Linked DNA regions of Homo sapiens: region 1 is linked to region 2. The links are chromatin loops, found by intact Hi-C in ENCODE. Cell type or tissue: PC-9. All regions are shown on one strand. Each heading gives the region's core, and the rest is flanking DNA. Links, peaks and the distances in the headings are about the cores only. Region 1 overlaps AGXT2 (alanine--glyoxylate aminotransferase 2). Region 2 overlaps TTC23L (tetratricopeptide repeat domain 23 like).

What was found. Peaks named below come from ENCODE experiments on the same cell type or tissue, not always from the same donor. Only the 100,000 strongest peaks of a DNase experiment are listed, where the experiment ranks them.
Region 1: a loop joins it to region 2, with 5 times the contacts of the local background. A loop is called at or near these places in 2 of 110 quality-filtered maps.

Annotation. Positions count from the first base shown.
Region 1 is chr5:34,997,953-35,008,187 of GRCh38, forward strand. It overlaps AGXT2 (alanine--glyoxylate aminotransferase 2), which reads right to left. Exons shown (of 14, transcript NM_031900.4): 13 at 5,811-5,909; 14 at 150-874. The coding sequence ends at 767. Among named protein-coding and RNA genes, the nearest start is that of AGXT2, 45 kb to the right of the region's middle. RefSeq lists an enhancer at 5,455-5,504. In PC-9, for the core only: CTCF peaks have their summits at 5,608 (motif pointing left) and 5,810; a DNase peak (open chromatin) is centred at 5,609; H3K27me3 peaks cover 3,020 bases.
Region 2 is chr5:34,894,073-34,904,307 of GRCh38, forward strand. TTC23L (tetratricopeptide repeat domain 23 like) reads left to right here. Exons shown (of 11, transcript NM_144725.4): 10 at 2,698-2,803; 11 at 5,318-6,439. The coding sequence ends at 2,706. Among named protein-coding and RNA genes, the nearest start is that of RAD1, 16 kb to the right of the region's middle. In PC-9, for the core only: CTCF peaks have their summits at 4,413 (motif pointing left) and 4,617; DNase peaks (open chromatin) are centred at 3,759 and 4,369.

The sequences.
Region 1 (10,235 bases), core at 997-8,996, 100 kb after region 2:
GTGGTAGTAGGTAAGGACCAGAAAAGAAGGCTCTGACAGATGTTTTAAGGGAGTTAAAGGAGAGGGAACTTGTTCTTTCTTTGGGAGTATTTTCTGCCTCATTTCTCAGTATGCTTTTGACCGTAACAGTGAAAAATAAAAAAGCCTTATACAGAACAATGAATTTATTACCTCAAATATCAAGAGGCCCTGAGGTAGGGTGGCTCCAGGAATGCTTAAGTGAGTGCTTCTTTGACATCACTAAGCACTTGGCTTCCATCCATCTTCCAACCTCACCAAAAAGGGTTGTCCTCATGACTACAAGCCGGCTGACATGGTGCCAGGAATCTCGTCATGAACATATGGTGTTCTCAGCGCAACAAGAAGACATCTCTTCTTGAACTGAAGAGTGAGGGTGAAGAAAACTTTCCCTGAAGGCACCTCCACCAAAAGATTTTTCTTCAAGATTCACTGGACAAAAATACATCACATATTCATGCATAAACCAATCACTGCAAAGGGGAATCAAATTACCATACCTAACATAAACTAATTAGGATTTATTCTCTGAGCTAGGGAGATCCTTTCCCTGAAGAATGGAGTTCTCAAGATAAGAGGGGCTCTGCTAACAAATATGGTTGGTAGGCAGTCAACCATGACTTTTACAGCTCCTGTGGAGAGCTGCAGGCTTTCTCTGGATACCAGTGGTTCTGAAATTCTTCAAATTCACCCTTGAACATACGTGGCAAATTCTTGAGACTTGTGGTTTTATTTATTTCTGACAATGTTACTTAGCTCTTCTTTCCATGTGTTGGGTTAAGGCAGAACGAAATACTTCTACTGCAAAATCAACTTCTGGTTTAGTGATGCACATTGAGGGCGCAATGCGAAATGTCTGAGGAGACACCAAAAAATAAGAAAACAAATCATCAGAGAATCAAATATGACTTTGAGGAAATGCACTAAACTAAAAATCCAAAACCTTGTGTTTAGGATGTTTCTCATGTTTCTCTCAGTTTGGTTCCTCCTCCATCCCCAATGCTGAATCCAGGCCATTCACCCTCCAGTCTCCATACAAACCCTTGTACAATTTGGCTCTGCCCCTTTTCCTTTTTGTCATACATTTACCTCCTGGTCATTCTACACCTTCACTGAAGTCTTAGGCCCCTCGCTATACTCCATTTCTGCCCAGGGTGACTTCCATGTCCATATGTGCAACCCAGCAAACTCACTTCTCACTGCCCTTATTGCCACAACTCCCAGAATCTTTATGTCCACCCTTCTGCAACCATTCATACCCATGGCCAATGCCATGAGCCTCCTCTTCACCAGGAACAACTCAATTTCTGATTCCCACTACAGCTTTCCTTTTCATGAAGACTTCAGAATCCTCATTCACCCATTGTTTTCAGGTCTATTGCTCCACTCAGGTCTCCTCCTTCCTTTCTACCCAGCTCAGAACGCAGAGTTGAATGAAGTAGGCTCACACTTGCCCCTCATTTTGCTTGCATTTCTACCCTTTTTCTGCTGCACCCACACCACAGCCAATCCCAGCGCTAATGAAATATTTTATTGAATGGCTTTTTTCTAATCTAGATGGCTGAGAAGAGTTAGAGAAAAATCACACAGCTAGGCTGAGTGATGCCGCTAGATATTCAGGGTCTCCAACTTCTGTGGGTCACCCCAACTTTTCTTGTTCATTGTCAGCGTCCTTTCTCAATCTAAACCTTTATCATTCCTCTCAATTTCCTTACTCAACTCCTGCGCCTCTCCCTCTATTTCATAGACAATCATGCCTCATACTTCTCAGAAAATTGAAGCTGCCACGCAAGACAAACTTGTTTGCTCTCACATCCATTTTTATAAACTTTCCTAAAGGCTCAGAGAACAAGGTGTATTTGCTGTTCAACTCCAAATTGTCCACCTATGCCCTTGACCCTGGATTCTCCCATCTCCTTCACTCCAGGAAACGCCCCTTCAACTTCCCCTTAGCCTATAAACAAGCAGGCTTAAAGCTCTCATAACCCCAATCTAGACCACACCAAATACAAATCTTTGTTGACCCCCTTGTCCCCTATGGCTACCTCGCAAATGCTTTCTTCCTGCTTTTAGCCACATCACTAAAAAGACTGGTTGGTGCTTATTGGCCATTATTTATTACTTTGCCCTTCCCCCATTCACATCTCAATTGGTTGCAGTCTGACTTCTGCCTCATCAACCACTCTACTAAAGTTACCTGCAAGTGTGGAATCCACTGGTCATCTTCCAGCCCTCATTCTCTCTGGCCTTCTCTGCACTTGACTCTTTGGAATTCCCCCACTTCCTGAACCTCTCCTGTCTCTTTCTTCCATGACTTCACACTCTTCTTATTCTCTTCATACCTGTCCACGCTTTCTGCCTCTACCTGGGCAGCTTTTTCCTTCTCCTGCCTTTTATTATTATTACTGTTATTATTTTTATTTTATTTGAGACAGAGTCTCACTCTGTCGCTCAGGCTGGAGTGCAGTGGCACAATCTCGGCTCACTGCAACCTCCGCCTCCCAGGTTCACACAATTCTCCTGCCTCAGCCTCCTGAGTAGCAGGGATTACAGGTGTGTGCCACCACACTCAGCTAATTTTTTATATTTTTGGTAGAGACAGGGCTTCACTATGTTGGCTAGGCTGGTCTCAAACTCCTAACCTCAAGTGATCTGCCGCTTCGGCCTCCCAAAGTGCTGGGATCACAGGCGTGAGCCACCGTGCCCGGCCTCTCCTGCCCGTTAAAAGTCAGTGTTGTGCAGGTTTCTATCTTCATCTCACTGAGCTTCTCATCTAGACATTAGACTTCCTGGGAGATTTCCTCATCTCACTGTGTAAATGCTGATGACCTATAAAACATGATCTTCAGTCATTTCCTCCGAGCTACAGACTTCTACAGATGGTCCCTGACAGAATATTTTTGACTTTACAATGATGGGAAAGTGATACACATTAGTAGAAATTGTACATCAAGTATCTATACAACCTTTCTGTTTTTCAGTTTCAGTACAGTAGTCAATAAATTACATGAGATACTCAACACTTTATTATAAAATAGGCTTTGTCACATGACTTTGCTCAACTGTAGGCTAATGCAAGTGTTCTGAGCACATTTAAGGTATGCTGGCTAAGCTATGATGTACAGTTGGTTAGGTGTATTAACTGCATTTTTGACTTAAAATATTCTCAATTTAGGAGGGGTTTATCAGGAGGTAACCCCACTATAAGTCAAGAAGCATCTGTAGATAGAGTGAGATGTTTATGAACACCTTGAATGGAGCATGCTCAAAGCTGGACTCATTCTTGCCCACTCCAAACCAACATGAGAGCTTCTTCCTCGACTCTCTCTGGTTCTTCATATCCACAGTCTGTGCATTTTCCAGGATTATCCTCAGAATATCTCCTCTATCTCTACTACCACAGCTCAGGTTCAAACAGCCTCCTTGGCTCCCAGAGGGACCCCCTGTCTCCAGTCTTGTCCCCTTAGATTTGTCTTCCTCAGAGGACAGATTCTGAAATCAGACTACCTGAGTTTGGATCCTGGTTCTGTCATTACTTAACCTCTCTGTGTGTCTTTTCCTTTATCTGTAAAATAAGGATAGTAATAGTACTTATTTTATAGGCTTGTTGGGAGCATTAAATGAGTCAGTTCATGCAAAGTGTTAGGACAGTGCCTGACAAGCAGGAAGGGCTTCATACCAGCTCCACTGACTACTCAAGCCTTTGCACCAGCCACATCTGTGTGGTGTGATGTGGTGTGCAAAATTAGTTCTTTGTACTCTGCCACATTTCATGCACAGTTTGGTTGTTTATCTCATTATTTAAGATTCTGCTACCCAGAAAGCCTGGCCTAGAAGTCCCTTCTCTTTCCCCCTTGAATATCTTTTAAAAAATATTTATAGATGAGCTTACTACATTATATTGTAATTTTCTATGTATTTGCCTTTCTCTCCCACCAGCTCCACGAAGGAAGGACCAGATCTTATTTATCACCGTATTAGGTTGGTGCAAAAGTAATTGCAGTTTTTGCAATTAAAAAAAATCACAAAAACTGCAATTACTTTTACAGCAACCTAATAGTTTCAGTTTCCAGAATGACACCTGTTGCTTAGCACATAACAAATTTTGCCAAATAACAAAGGAAGAGCTAAGCAAGTACACAAGTATCTCATGTCTTTATAAATTGCATGTCTTACGATTCATAATCATTAAATTATGTTATCTGGTTTGTACAGAAAAATATTTATGACCTGGACTAGAAAAAAAATCACAGAGCACATCCCAGCAAAAGTGCTCATTCTGGCTTTGTTGTTTGGGCTGGGAGAACTTTAAGTCTGTTTTGTTTAAAGGGGAAGGGGAAGTTGGGGAAAAATTGAAGATGCAAGAAAACATGGGGGTTTCCTTGAGTGAAGGTGGAGGGAGCTTGGAGAAACAAGCACACAGATGGAAGATCTAGATTTGAAAAGGAGAAATGCCTCATTTCTGGAACCTTCAGGGAAGGAAGTGCTATGATCTGGACATTTGTGCCTCTACCCCTTGAATTCCTATGTTGGAACCCTAACTCCCAAGGTGATGGTCTTGTGAAGTGGAGCCTTTGGGAAGTGATTAGCTCAGGAGGGCAAAGCCCATGAAGGCCCAGGGAGCTCTCTTGCCCCTTCTGCAATGTGAGGTCACAGCAGAAAGATGGCCGCTTAGAAAGAGCGCCCTCACCAGACACTGAACTTGCTGGCACCTTGATCTTGGACTTCTCTGCCTCCAGAACTATGAGAAATGAACTTCTATGATGTATAAGCCACCCAGGCTATGGCGCTTTGTGATAGCAGGCTGGGGGGGGGGACTAACACGGGAGGAAAGAATAAATGCGGGGACCGATGAGTTTATATAGAGGTTTTGCCTGATAGTTTCAATTTTATCTGAGAAGTATGAGGCAAGAAGCAGATATTTCAGTATCCACTGAAGTTGTGAGAGGCAGGGATGGAGCAGGGAAACTGGGAAGGATGAGGAATGTTTAAAATGGGAAAGAAAGTTAACAAAGGACAGGACAAATTAGGGAGGAGCAGAAGTTACCTTCTCTCTTAAGTCTCCACCCTGTAGCCCATCCCTGGGGAGAGGCTGTTGCTGTGAGGGGCAGCCTCTCGGGCAGTGTGTGCAGGGCAAGCCAGGGTCCTGACTGTGGAGCTGGGCATGGCTTTTCAAGGAAGGGAGTGGGGAGGGCTCGACCTCTGAATCTCCCAGCCTAAGGGTGAAGGACACTGGCTCTGGCTGATTTTGAGTTTGGCAATGGGGGCTATGCCCAGGTGGTCCTCCATCTCTCCGACAGGCGTCACCCGGGCCTGCAGGTGCTGTCGTGTTGCTCCCAGCCACAGAGGCCACTAAGGCTTAGCAGGGTCACCAAGTCAGAGCCCTGGGCTGAGCTAAGAACGGCCAGAATTGCTTTCACAGGGGTTAGAATTAATTATACAGGAGATAGATTATTTACTGCATGACTGTGATGTTTATCATCCATACTGTTAGTTGTCCGCTTTGACCATCCTCTGTCTGCCTCTATCTTTACCCCAAAGAGCCGCGACAACCAAACCATTTTCACTCAGCGCCCCCTAGTGGCCTGAGAGCTGCACTGTCTCCGCCTTTTTTTTTTTTGTACCCGAGCTTCATCCCTAGATGACATGTGGCTGGGTACCTCGGCACAGTTGTGTAAAAACTGCAACCAGCATTAGGACATCTTCACAGCTGTGAAGAAACTGTGACCAGCATTAGGAAATCAGAGAGACTCCTACCTAGAGCGATAGGTAAAAACCAGTCTTTCTCTTACCTGAGAAAAAATGCTGCCTCTGCCAACGAGGAGTCCCATGTGCTTGCAGTCCTCATGGATCTGATTTACTTCTTCACGGGGAAGAGGCCGACAGCTTATCTGTAAATATATTTTTAAAATTCTTTCTATTTGGTGTTGGAATGGTTAAAGGAATTATTTGCAAGAGAGGAAAAAAGAAAAACCCTTCAGCCATCAATGCCCCTCTTTTTTTTCTCTCTCCCTCTTTCTCTCTGTCCTCTCCTTCCCCTGTAATTAAATGAAGCTGCTAATTGCTGAACCAGATTTTTGGAGGATGTTATTTAAAATGTTTGTTTCTAATCCGAATTCATCCCAAATTCCCAAAAGACAAAATGAAGTTCTGTGCGGATAGCCAGTGAATCTTAGCTTTGCTAATGGCTGCCTTGGGAGTCTGGTTCCTTAATAGCTAAATTTGGAGTCTGTTTTATGTGGAAATTTTCCTTAACTCTTCACTTTGTTCTGCCCATGGAAAGGGCTCATTTCAAAGGCCAGGAAATGGCTCAGAAGTTGTACAAAGGCACCAGCAGCCTGAGCTTTCCCTGGGCAGCGCAGTGGGACAGCTGAGGAGGGGCCGGTTTGTCCTAATTTCCCTGCTTGTAGGACTTGCTCTTTCTCCCCCAAGACTGCATCCTCCAGGGTTAGGAAAGGTAAGTGCTCCAGGAGCCGAGAGCCTGTGTCAGATCCCCAGCCATTCAGAGCAGGTCCCCTCCCTGTGGGGTCAGACATTGGGCTGACTTGCATCCTTTCTGTGCGTCCCCTGTCTTCCCAGTCTGTGAGTACAAACGTCTCCCTCTGACTTAGTCATGTCACACCTGACAGCATGTCTGCATTACCTGGAAGGCTTTCAAATGACAGATATTTGGGCCTCATGCTAGGCCAATCAAATTAGAATATTGGAAGCAGGGCTTAGGCATCTGCATTTTTAAAATGGTCCTCAGGTGACCGGGCTAAGCGAGCTAAGTGAGGTAGACGGGGCCCCTCTAGTGTGCCCAGTTTCATTACATCCTCCACACTTCCTACCCACCCTCAGTCTGGGCTTTGCCATCCACTTCCTTCTTCCCACCAACCCCAGATCCAACTCTTTCCCCAATCCTCCATTTCTTGTAAGGTGTCATTGTCTGAGAACAGAATAAGATGGGACCTCCTAGAGAGATATGTGCATTTTGTTCTGTCTTAAAGCCTTAACATAAGCAAAATACATATTCAAACTTTCAGACTATTGGATCAGAAAGGACCTGAGGGAGAGGGAAGGACTAGAATCCTCTCATTGACTTCAAAATGCTATCATGCATTCCACTTACGACTGATTGGAAAGAGACAATGAAAATAATTTAGGGCTAAACTGTGAGAACTAGAAGGGCATTAAATATGATTTGAGAGGCCAGAGGGATTGGAGAGTAATCCGGAGGGAAGGTTGGGTTGGGGGGGTCAGTTCTTTTGTTGTTGTTGTTGTTGTTTTGTTTTCTGAGTCAGAGTCTCACTCTGTTGCCCAGGCTGCAGTGCAGTGGTGCAATCTTGGCTCACTGCAACCTCTGCCTCCTGGGCTCAAGTGATTCGCCTGCCTCAGCCTCCCCACTAGCTGGGATTACAGGCACCTGCCACCACACCTGGCTAATTTTTGTATTTTTAGTAGAGATGGGGTTTCACTATGTTGGCCAGGCTGGTCTCGAACTCCTGACCTCAAGTGATCCACCTCAGCCTCCCAAAGTGCTGGGATTACAGGTGTGAGCCACCGTGCCTGGCCCAACAGGACAGTTTTGAATGGGTGGAGTCTGTGTGGCTTCACCCCGACCTTGCTCTGGGCCAGCACCCTCTTGGCTCCCTTGCCCATTTTATCCCTCCCTGACCTCAACTGCTATGGCTAATTGAACATCTTGTATGCCATCCTCAGGGAAAAAAAGCAGGGTCTGAAACTCTGCTGAGGCTTAAGCCACAGCGCAGCCTGCCGAGGCCCTTGTGCCCATGCCTGTGCCCCAACTGCTTGATAATGAAGTGGGCATGCTAGTAATTAAACTTCTTGATGAATGTATAATGGACCATCGTGTTTATCTCTTTTGGTGAATCTATGTTTAAAGAATTATAAATTTAAAATTTGAAAAAAATTCAAATGTTCTGGAAGTGCATAAAGTAAAACGAGAACATTTCCCCACTTCCTATCCTATTCCTAGGGACACCTTCTATTGACAATTTGGTGTGAAACAGATACTTTTTCTATGCATGCAAATACATCTATATGCATGTTTTAAAAAATAAGTCATTTAATAACGTTTGGCAATTTCCTTTTAATAATATATGGTATATCTTGGGCATCTTTCCATGTCAGTATATTTGGACTTAGTCTTCTTAAACGTTACCTAGTATTTCATTGCAGTAAGTTGTTCAACCTCCTAATGTTGAGCATTTAGGTTGTTTCCAATTTTTCATGATTATAAACAATGCTGCAAATATTCCTATTCATACATATTTTTAGACAGTTTTGAGGGTATTTCTTTGGGACACACTTCTAGAAATTGCCAGGTATGTTAGGCCATTCTTGTGTTGCTGCAAAGGAATACCTGAGACTGGGTAATTTATAAAGAAAAGAGGTTTAATTGGCTCACAGTTCTACAGGCTGTACAAGCATGGCTCCAGCACCCGCTTCTAGTGAGGGGCTCAGGAACCTTACAATCATGGCAGAAGGCAAAGGGTGAGCAGATGGGTCGTGTGGGGAGAGCAGGAGCAAGAGAGGGAGTTAGGGAGGTGCCATACATTTTTAAACAACCAGATCTCAGATGAAGTCACTCGTCACCAAGCCATTGATGAGGAATCCGCCCCCATGATCCAAATACCTCCTACTGGCTCCACCTCCAACACTGGGGATTACATTTCAACATGAGATTTGGAGGGACAAACATTCAAACCATGTCACCAGGTCAAAATGTATAGATATTTAAAATTTTGAGAGCTGCAGACAAATTACTGTCCAAAGGGCTGTACCTCCTTACCAACAGAATATGAGAGTACCTATCCTGGGTGATGCTGGACAGCATTATAGCAAAGTTCTTGGGTATTATAACTATGCGACTGTGGTTTGATGTGTTGCAGGGGCCTGAAATTAATTGAGAAACACAAAGCACTTACCATCTGTATGTTTCCTGGCCTCAAAAGTGTAAACTTATTTAGGAAAATAAGGTATTTATACATAAAAGGTGAGTCAACAAATACAGGTTAGGTGACACAGAGTGAATGTTTGTGTCCCTCAAAATTCATATATTGAAACCTAATACCCAAGGGGATGGCATAATATTGGGAGGTGGGGCCTTTGAGAGGTGATTAGGTTACAAGAGTGGAACCCTCATGAATGAGATCAGTACCCTCATAAAAGAGGCTCCAGAAAGCTCTTTTGCCTCATTTACTAGGTGAGGGCACAGCAAGAAGGCACCATCTATGAACCAGAAAGTGGGCCCTCGTCAGACACCAAGTTGGCCTGCACCTTGTTCTTGGACTTTCCAGTCTCCAGAACCATGAGGAATACATTTCTGTTGTTTATAAGATATCCAATCTATAGAACTTTGCTATAGCAGCCTGAATGGACTAATATAGTGGAAAAGATCTTTTCAAAGCAGCTCCTTAGACAGTGAGTACCAGAGGAATTCTCTGAAGGGTGGATCTCCTGGATAGAGGAGAAGCAAAGGCAAGCTTTAAGGAGATGCGATGGAGAGCTTGATCTTGAAAAAGACTAGGATTTCCATAGGTAGATATAGAGGGGAGAATACTGTGTTCCATGGTTGAGGAAAAGCTTGAGTGGCATTTGGATTTGGAGAGTAATTGCATTGAGGGGACAGTGAGTAGAATTAGGGGATGTAGGAGCTGGGATTTAAATCCAGGTGGTCTGCCCTTAGAGCCCATGCTTATACTAACAAATGGTTCAGCGAAGAGAAAAAGAGCCCCTTCTATAGATACTATTTTATAACCTTGCTATAGTTTGGATATTTGGCCCTCCAAACCTCAAATGGAAGTTTGATCCCCAATGTTGGAGGTGGGTCCTAAAAAGAGGTGCTTGGGTGGTGGGGGCAGATCCCTCATGAATGTCTTGGTGCTGTCCTCTCCATGATGAGTTGTCACTCCATTAGTTCCTTCTAGAGCTGGCTGTTGAAAACAGCCTGGCACCTACCAACCCCTAATCTCTTGCTTTCTCTCTCTCTCTCTCTCCCTCATCAGTGACCTCTGCATATGCCAGCGCCTCTTCCCCTTCCACCACGAACAGAAGCAGTCTGAGGCCCTCATCAGATGCAGATGCTGGTGTCATGCTTCCTGTATGGTCTGCAGAACCATGAGCCAAATAAACCTCTTTTCTTGATAAATTGCCCAGCCTCAGGTATTCCTTTACAGCAACACAAATGGACTAAAAAAACCTGTTTCATTGTT
Region 2 (10,235 bases), core at 716-8,715:
TTGATTGCACCTTTTTGGTGGATATGTTGGGAAAAGTTAATAGAATGTTTAAATGCCTGTAACCTTTGACTCTGAAAGACCACTTCTAAGAATTTGTCTTTTGAAATCCTTACACAAAATATGTATTTATAAATATAAGTATATATACAAATATACACCTATACATACATAAATATATCTTTTAGATTTGTTTATAATAGCAAACAATGGGAAAAAAATGTCTACCAGTAGAAATACTAGTACATTTTTATTGCCATATAATATGGTCATTCAAAGGCATGATGTAGAGCTTTAAGTGTCATGGAAGAATATTCCCATATATACTGTTAGGGCTAAAAATATGAAAAGTACACATTAGTGAGCAATATATATAGCATAACTCATAAGTATATGTAAATATGTAGTTAGTGCAAAGGACAGTAATTATCTCTAGGACAGGATTATGGAGGACTTTCAAATTCTATGTTATGTATTTCTGTGTCATTTTACTTTTTACAATAAATATTGTGATGATAAAAAAGATACATTTTAAGAGTATGGTATATGTGTCAAATATTAAGAGAGTGCCATGTAGTGGTAAGGAATGGACTAGTGCCAGATGGCCTGGGTTATAATCCCAGCTCTGTCTTTAGCTGTGAGATCTTGGACAAATCGCTTTACTTCTCAGTTTCCTCATCCATAAAATGGGGATGATAATAATATAATATCTACTTCATAGGGTTGTTATGAATAAATAAGTTAATGTAAGTAAAACTGCAAAGAAAGGTGCCTGGCACATAGTATGTGCTAATTAGAGATGATGAGAGTGTTAATGATGATGATGATGATGATGATGATGATGATGTTAATGGTGATGATGAAGATGACAATGATTGCAGATGGAAAGGGAAGGATGACTAATCAGAAGCCATTATATTGGCAAATAGAAAATAATCACTGACATCACTGATATTAGCATGAGCTGTATTTGTAGAGAAGACCTTTGAGATTACTGTTTGTCCAGTACCTGATTAAATACCTCCCATAATCAGGAATTTACTCATTATCTCTCAAAATGGCCCCTTCCTTCCATTACTGGACAGTTCTGATTGTTAGAAGAATGTAGTAGTTAAGGTCATAGACTACATTTAAAGTTAGACATATCTGTGTTTGAATCCAGGCTCTACCACTTTCTATGTGCCATTAGGCAAGTTATCTTAAGCCCCACTTTTCTCTAATGAGGATTAGAATAGTATCTATAATGTAGAAACATAATGAAGAGTAAATGAGATTATTTACATAAAGCACTTAGCACAGTATCTGGTATACTGTTAAGTGCTCAATAAATATCAGCCATTTTAACAACTCTACCTAGTCATCAAACTTACTGGATGTATGAAAGCATGAAGTTATCAACTTTATCTTTCTATCTGTCAGATGTCTCTGGAACAGCTGCATACCGAAAAGTTATTTTGATATACCTTTTGATGGGTATAAAGCTGTAGAAACCAACAGAAGGAGCAGGGAGAACCATCCTTTTCTCCTCATAAGAGGGGAGTAAGGAAGGTGCCTCAATGCCTATTAAACTATTAGTGATATTCAGTCCTCTTGGTCATATGAACAAAATGGAACAGCCTCTTTTGGGCTGAGGGGCTGGAGAAGGAAAGTAGGGTGGAGATGGGGATTTGGGAGGTGATTATTTCCAGAGAGAAGTGAGCAAGGAAAAAGAAAGGAGGTGATATGCTGCAGTACATTTTGTATCAGCCAGACCAGTCTTGGGCAAGACCTTAGTGATGAAATGTATGTTCCATAAGCTGGGTTGTTTCCAGGCTGCTGCATTCATCTTCTTTTCCTATTATTTATTAGTAAACATTCCAACACTCCATCTACAAAATTAAGGAGGAAATATCTGGCCAAACCTTGGTATGAGTGAGTGAGGAGCACAATCTGCTCCACCAGAGCCAGGTAGCCAAACAAGGGGCAGCAGCTTTTCCAAATCAGGATTCTAGGACTAGCTGGAGGCATTGGGGCAGGTAGAGAAGTGAAAACTCAGAAGCCTTTAGTTCCCTGCTTGAGGGTCTCTTTTATGGGGAACAAGGGCTGCTAAGCCACAGTGAGCCAGCTCAGTGTACCTTATCTTTAGCAGAGCAGTGGGGAGCTCTGCAATCCCCAGCTACTCTGCCACGCCCACAGAAATGGTCTGATAGGAGAGGATAGCATGGAATAGGGCAGGCAGAGCTTGAGGTTCCAGAGCAAAAGGCTGGGTTTGGTGGAGCTTGATTATTAGTGTTGTCTGCCCTGGGGTACGGGTGGGGGAACAGCTGGACTTCTACCACATACTTGCTGTTCAGGTATAGAGAAAGAGCACTGTACTCTGAGTCAAGGCACCTTGTGTGTGAATCCCAAAAACCATGCGACCTTAAGTCACTTAAACATTGAGTCTCAGTTTCTTCATCTTCATTCATTCCTTTAACAAACATTTTTTGAGCACCTACTAAGTGCCAGGTGCAGTTAGAGCTGCAGGTGGTAATAAAGATAAATAAAACATGGTCATTAATCTTAAGGGGACAACATTCTAGTGTAAGAGAAAACATGAAGAAATAATAACATGAAATTTAAGTTCTGGAATAGCATTCTCAGTGCAATGAAAGGAGAGACAATCTATGAGAATTGGAAAACACTTCATAGAGAGGGTGACATTTGAGCCATTTCTTAAAGGACAAGTAGCAGTTCATCCAGATGGAGAAGAGAAGCCATTCCTGGAAGAAGGAACTCTACATACAAAGGCACAGAAGCATGACAGAGGGCAGTGTATGGAGGAATGGTAAGTACTTTACAGCTGTTGTACAGGGCAGCATGTCCTGAAAGGGGCTGCAAGAAATGCTGATTCCAAGGGATGTGTGCCAGTTCTCTGGGGGAGGAAGAAAGGCTCTGTAGCAGAAAGACAAAAATCATTTAAGGAAAAAAAAAAACAAAAAAAACAGGTTTAAACAAAGTGACACAGGTTACTTTTCTGAAGGGCTTCTCAGGACTTTTAATATACAAAACCTTCGGCTGGGTGCTGTAGCTCATGCTGTAATCCTAGCACTTTCAGAGGCTGAGGCAGGTGGATTGTCTGAGCTCAGGAGTTCGAGACCAGCCTGGGAAACACAGTGAAACCCAGTCTCTACTAAAATACAAAAAATTAGCCGGGCGTGGTAGCATGCGCCTGTAGTCCCAGTTACTCGGGAGGCTGAGGCAGGAGAATTGCTTGACCTGGGAGGTGGAGGTTGCAGTGAGCCGAGATTGTGCCACTGCACTACAGCCTGGGCAACAGAGCAAGACTGTCTCCTAAAGAAAAATAAAAAAAAAATTAAACATTAAAAAAAATACATATATATACAAAACCTTCCTTATTGGCATGTTGGGAACAAATCAGGTTTTTAACATTTTTATTTTTATATTTTAAATTTGTAGTGACGAGGTCTCACTATGTTGCCCAGGCTGGCCTCCAACTCCTTGGCTCAAGTGATCCTCCCGCCTCAGCCTCTCAAAGTCCTGGGATTACAGGCATGAACACACCATACCTGGCTGCAAATCAGTTTTTTAGAAACCATTGTATTTTACATACCTAAAGTCTTTTTGAAATGATCAGTGATTTAAATTTTGGCAAATAAAACCTTGCCCTGTCTTTAGAATCAAAGTAGAGAAACTAAGGTTTGGTTTTGTTGAAAGCAAAGGGTGTAGTGTATACTTGCCCTGAGGGTATACATGAATACTTTTGCAGTTTGGTAAGGAATTTTGGCCCCACTTTAGGACATAAAGTCTTTATGAACTATGATTATCTCATCAACTATTTAATCTGATCATAGAAATATGACTTCAGTGCATCCCTATGAATTAATCTTTTTGATTCATGGTGGTTAAGAGCTGTAGTTCTGGAGACAGGCAAGCCTGAGTTCAAACCCCAGGACTACCACTTTCTAGCTATGGGCAATCCTGGTTTCTTCATCTATAAAATGGGGATGAAGTATAGTACCTATCTCAGTGTTGTTGTGAGAATAAATGAGATAATGCATTATATGTAAAGTGCTTAGCAGAGTGCCTGGCCCCATAGTAATCATGTACTAAGTAACAGCTATTTTTAGTTTTACTGAAAGCTGGTCTTTGACTTTATTACCTTCTACTGGCACCACTGTTGCACGAAGCAAACGGAGATAGGGGCTGAATATTTTGAAAAGCTACTACCAAGCTGATGTGGAAAATATTTTGCTGGTTAACATCTCGAAAAAGATATAGACTTATCAGGTTCTGGAAACACTGTTAGTCTCATAGACAAGCAGTCTGACACAGTCACCTAAACTCAAAGATAATATATACACTATGGAAATCAGTTGTCCTTTCAGGTTTCAGACAAGGGGAATCCTGCCACCTTGTGGTGCGACAGAAGTAGGCCCGAGGCTGATTCCCACTTACTATCCCTAGCAGAGATGCAGCCCTCTTACAGTTCTTTGCCCACCTCTGAATTTATGAGACCCCTGGGCAACTAACTTAATCTGTGCCTATTTCTTCAGCTAATTTGGAATCTCATTATCTCCTGGTTTACTGCAAAGGAAGTTAAAGTGCCAGATAGCTTTCTATATTTTATACAGTCCAGTAATAGAGAATGAGCCTGTCTTTAGTGCAACTTGCATAGAAACCCCAAGTTCATAAAATTTTGTATTTCATATTCTACAGAACAAATATTCTTTTCAAGTAAAAAAAGGGCTATGAAAACCACTTTTTTCAGGCTTGAGGTAGAAATAGGAGGTGACTAAAGAACACTTAATAGTAACTGTGTTTCTGGAGCAGTCTTTTGGATCATAATACATCAAATTCCTGCTCAGCTCCTTCAGTAATGGGAAATCAGAGGACAGACATCTCAACGGCTAGAAACAAGCAAGAGAGATCTTTCACAGGGCCTCGGGCTGTAAGTCTCCGAGCTCGTGAGAAGAAACCACTTGAAAATCATCAACTATATAAAAGGCCCTAAATTAGATAAGTTTTCCACCTGGGATTTAAACAATCCAGGTGGCTCAAATATCCCTGGTTTGCCATCTGAATCAAGGGAAGAGCTCCCTGCTGTTTAGGAAGAAAACCCGAGACTCTAGTAAGATTTTAGAGGCCTATTAGAAGAGCCAGCATTTTGAGAGTATAGTCATGTGGTGGAATAATGGTGACACAGTCGCCTCAGGCTAAGTTCAGCCTTTGGCTCAGGTAAGGCAATGAGATCTGCTGCTGGGGGAGGCAGGGCCAGTTATGGAGGAAGAGAAGGCAAGAACCAAGAAAAATGCTCAAATGGTTTTCTCCTTTCCTCTAGGTCTTCTGTTATCAAATTGAAAACCTCTATACAGGATAGCCAACAATAAAGACAACCTTGTTGATGATAAAAATTCTCGACCACAAAATGTTTCTCAACACTGATAGCAGTGGCAGATCTAAAACAACGGTTTTTTATTAAGGACTCTGGGAAAAAAAGGTCCACTTAGCAGCAGCATTCCAGGTGAAATACCCAAGAGCCATTAGAAACTAGGATCCTGGCTGGGCGCGGTGGCTCATGCCTATAATCCCAGCACTTTGGGAGGCCGAGGCAGGCCAATCATGAAGTCAGGAGATTGAGACCATCCTGGTCAACACGGTGAAACCCCATCTCTACTAAAAATACAAAAAAAATTAGCTGGGCGTGGTGACACATGCCTGTAAACCTAGCTACTCGGGAGGCTGAGGCAGAAGAATCACTTGAACCGGGGTCGGAGGTTGCAGTGAACTGGGATCATGCCACTGCACTCCAGCCTGGCGACAGATAGAGACTGCGTCTCAAAAAAAACAAACAAAAAACAAACAAACAAACCCAACTAGGATCCTGATCTATGACTTGGGGGAAAGAAATCTTTTAGTCACATGCTTTAAGTTAGTTTTTTGTGTCACTGGAACTCCATTACCTTCCATTTCCCTTTTTCTAACTCTATTCCTTTCAGTTCTGACTTTTTAAAAAATTCTGCGATACCTAAGGAGTTTATTGGTGAACACTTTCATGTACTACAGTTGACCACTGAACAATGCAGGGGCTAGGGCTGCCAATGCCTTGTGCAGTCAAAAATCTTTGTATAACTTTGGATTCCCCCAAAACTTAACTGCTAATAGCCTACTGTTAACTGGGAGCCTTACTGATAAGCTTAACAGTTGATTAACACATATTTTGTATGTTATATGTATAGTATATAATATATTCTTACAATAAGTAAACTAGAGAAAGGCAAAGGTTATTAAGAAAATGATAAGGGGCCAAGTGTGGTGGCTCATTGCCTGTAATCCTAGCACTCTGGGAGGCAGAGGAAGGCAGACTGCTTGAGCCCAGGAGGTCGAGGCTGCAGTGAGCTGAGATTGTGCCACTGCACTCCAGCCTGGATGAGAAAGTGAGACCCTGTTCAAAAAAAAAAAAGAAAGAAAATAAGGAAATACATTTACATTACTGTATTTATTGATTCCGTTAAGTTTACATTGTCTGTTTACAGAAAGAATCCTGGGACTGAAATGAGGGGCATCCACAGCCACAGACCTCAATCTTTGATACATATCAAGCAATTCAGCTTTTTCTTGTAATGTCATGACTTCTACTTCTTGAGAACACTTCCAGCATCACTAGTGGCACTTCATATGGGTCCCATGGTATTATATGAGGTTTATGGTGCACTAAACATGATGAAAAATACTTAAGAATCTCGAGAGAGTACTTTTTTCTGCCACATGAAATTTACTGGAGAGTTGAACTGCTCATGCAGAGATGATTAGCATCACATAGCGTTTTGAGTGGATATTCACAACATCTGCGCGCACTGCCGCAGCAGTAGGAGGCAGCTACAAAATGATTGCAGTACAGTACGTACTCCAGTTGGTTTTATGTGGCTATGATTTAACCTTGCATCTTTACATTTGTTTACATTTCTCTGGACTGTGAATGGCACCATGTACTGTATATGTGTGTAAATTTTGAGAAAATTTAGCTTTTTATAATAGATTTGTGCATATTTTGTAGTAGCAAATGATAAAATAGACTAGTATATACATATATTTTATGCATTCATACCTTTTAAAATGTTTAAAAATATTTCTAGGCAACGCAGTTTGTGTTTTTTCAAATTGTCAAAAAACTCCAAAAAAAAAAACTTCCAATGTATTTATTGAAAAAAATCTGTGTATAAGTGGATTTACACAGTTCAAACCCATGTTGTTCAAGGGTCAACTGTATTTGGAGGTGTTTTTAGTCATAGCCTGTTTGAGGTCACCAAAACTGCCTTGGGAGGAATAGTTTGAACCTTCTGAAACACTTACCCTGATCTGATTTACTGAACTCGTCATAACATGTTCAAAGTCAGAAAGGACCATTTTATTTTATAAAGAAACTGGGGACGGCCGGGCATGGTGGCTCAAGCCTGTAATCCCAGCACTTTGGGAGGCCGAGGCAGGCGGATCATCTGAGGTCAGGAGTTTGAGACCAGCCTGACCAACATGGAGAAACCCTGTCTCTACTAAAAATACAGAATTAGCTGGGTGTGGTGGCGCATGCCTGTAATCCCAGCTACTCGGGAGGCTGGGGCAGGAGAATTGCTTGAACCTGGGAGGTGGAGGTTGCGGTGAGCTGAGATCATGCAATTGCACTCCAGCTTGGGCAACAAGAGCAAAACTCCATCTCAAAAACAAAAACAAAACAACAACAAAAGAAACTAGGGACAAGAGAGTGATTTGTTCAAGGTCAGCTTGGTAATTATAAAGCAGACTTCCTGGATCACAGATGATTACTCTTTCCATCCCACTCTGCTGCCTCCACCAAACTGGATTAAAAAGGCTTGTTTTAGGAACAGAATACTCACTGTGGTTGTTTATGAAGAAAATCCTTAGACTCTGAGCAAGTGTATATCTAGCGAAAGAATTTGCAATCTTGAATAATATTCCTTACTTTCTTGTGAATTTAGCGACAGAGAAATCTCATTTGGGTTTGCACTATAAATAACTTTAATTTTTCTCTCTTCATCTTTTCCCAGTTGTCTAACTTGATTTAATACAGCTCAAATGGCCGGGCGCGGTGGCTTAAGCCTGTAATCCCAGCACTTTGGGAGGCTGAGGCAGGGGGATCACCTGAGGTCACGAGTTCCAAGACCAGCCTGGCCAACACGGCTCTCTACCAAAAATACAAAAATTAGCTGGGCATGGTGGTGGGTGCCTGTAATCCCAGGTGCTTGGGAGGCTGAGACAGGAGAATCACTTGAACCTGGGAGGTGGAGGTTGCAGTGAGCCAAGATTGTGCCATTGCAGTCCAGACTGGGTGACAAGAGCAAAACTCCCTCTAAAAAATAAATTAATAATAATACAGCTCAAAGACCCTGTGTCTTTGGGGATCCAAGTGTATCACTATCAACATCTATATCAACGCACTCAGTGCTTACAGAACCACATTTTGGTTCTTCATTCAGGAAATTATTTCAGTCATTTGTTCAGCCTGTAAAATCTAAGAATCAACCAGTACCCAAGGTATAGTGAGTTGTGTTCTGCTGTGGCAGAAGCACACATATACTAACTAAGCCAAAGCCTTGTCCACTGACTGGTAGGCCTTCTCCTGGCAGTTGCCGACTAACTCCCAGGATGCTTTAGGGTTGGCACTCAGGATCAAGGTCCCACATTGCAGACCTGGCTGAAAGCAGCTATATATTCCATTGCCCTTCTCTGTGGTGCTTATTAACTGGTCACTTGGCCTATCATTGTTCATTTTAGCCCTTTCTGGAGATGGGGCTGCTGTTCTTCCCCAGAATATTCTGAATTGATTACAGTAGCATCAGAAGAGTTGCTTCCATTTTCACATACGTAGTTGAAAATAGCTCTTCAACAATGACTGACATTAAAAAAAAAAAAATACCAGAAAGAAATGGCCATTCAGACTCCATTTTGGGTGGCACCAAAATTTATAAAATGTTACTATTTTGCAATCCTAAGATCTCCAAACTGACAAACCTATATCAATAAACAGTAGCATAACACTGTGAAATAAAATTTTATGGTGTACCTGTTCCTGCATTTGGATTGTTTTTAATGTTTAAAGTTTTTCTTTATTGTCAGTGTAAGGTTGCCATTGTCTGAGGTTTTGATATTAAAATGTTTTATAAAATGGTGGTGATACTGAATCATATAATTTTAACATCCTTATACCTAGTAAAATAAGTTGGCACCTATGTTGGTCCCCAAAGTTTTTCCCAAAGGCATTTTTAGAGCAGTTTTAGGTTCATAAAAAAAATTAAGGGAAAGCTAGAGATTTCCCATTTACCCCCTACCTGCACACATGCCTAGCTTCTCCCTTATCAACATCTCCCACCAGAGCGGTACATTTGTGACAACTGATGAACCCACACTGACACAGCATTATTACCCAAGTCCATAGTTTACATGAGGGTTCACTCTTGGTGGTATACATTCTGTGGGTTTGGAAAAATTATAATGACATATATCCACCATTATAGTATCATACATATTAGTTTCACTGCCCTAAAAATCCTCTGTGCTCTGCCCAAAAGTTTTAAAATTTTACTATTTTGGTGAAATCCCAAAGTCTTAACAAGCCACATTAGAAATATAAAGTTGCATTCTCACTGCAAAACCACAGAAGCTACTTTCTAAATTCAACCAATCTGGATAACCCAATCCAATCAAACACCTGACATTTCTAACAGATCTGAGCTAACATACAGAGCTCTTACAATTCTTCTGAATTAGCTAACAAGCACTGACATTTTTGAGGTGGATGAGGATTAGCTATTTTCCAACAATCTCTGTACCAAGTTAGAAAAAAAAATAATTCAAGCCCAGATCAAGCTGTCTCACATACAGATTTCAATAAATATTGTTATTTTTATTTTATTTTTTGTTGAGACAGGGTCCCACTCTCCTGCCAGACTGGAGTGCAGTGGCATGACCATAGCTCACTGCAGCCTTGAACTCCTGGGCTCAAGCAATCCTCCCGCCTTAGCCTCTGGAGTAGCTGGGACTACATGCATACTCCACACCTGGCTAATTAAAAAAAAAAAATTTTTTTTAGAGATGGAGTCTTGCTATGTTGGCCAGACTAGTCTCAAAACTCCTGGGCTAAAATGGTCCTCCTGCCTCGGCCTCCCAAAGTGCTGGGACTACAGGTGAGAGCCACCACACCTAGCTCAATAAACATTTTTTAGCAAGCAAACAAAAAAGTTTAT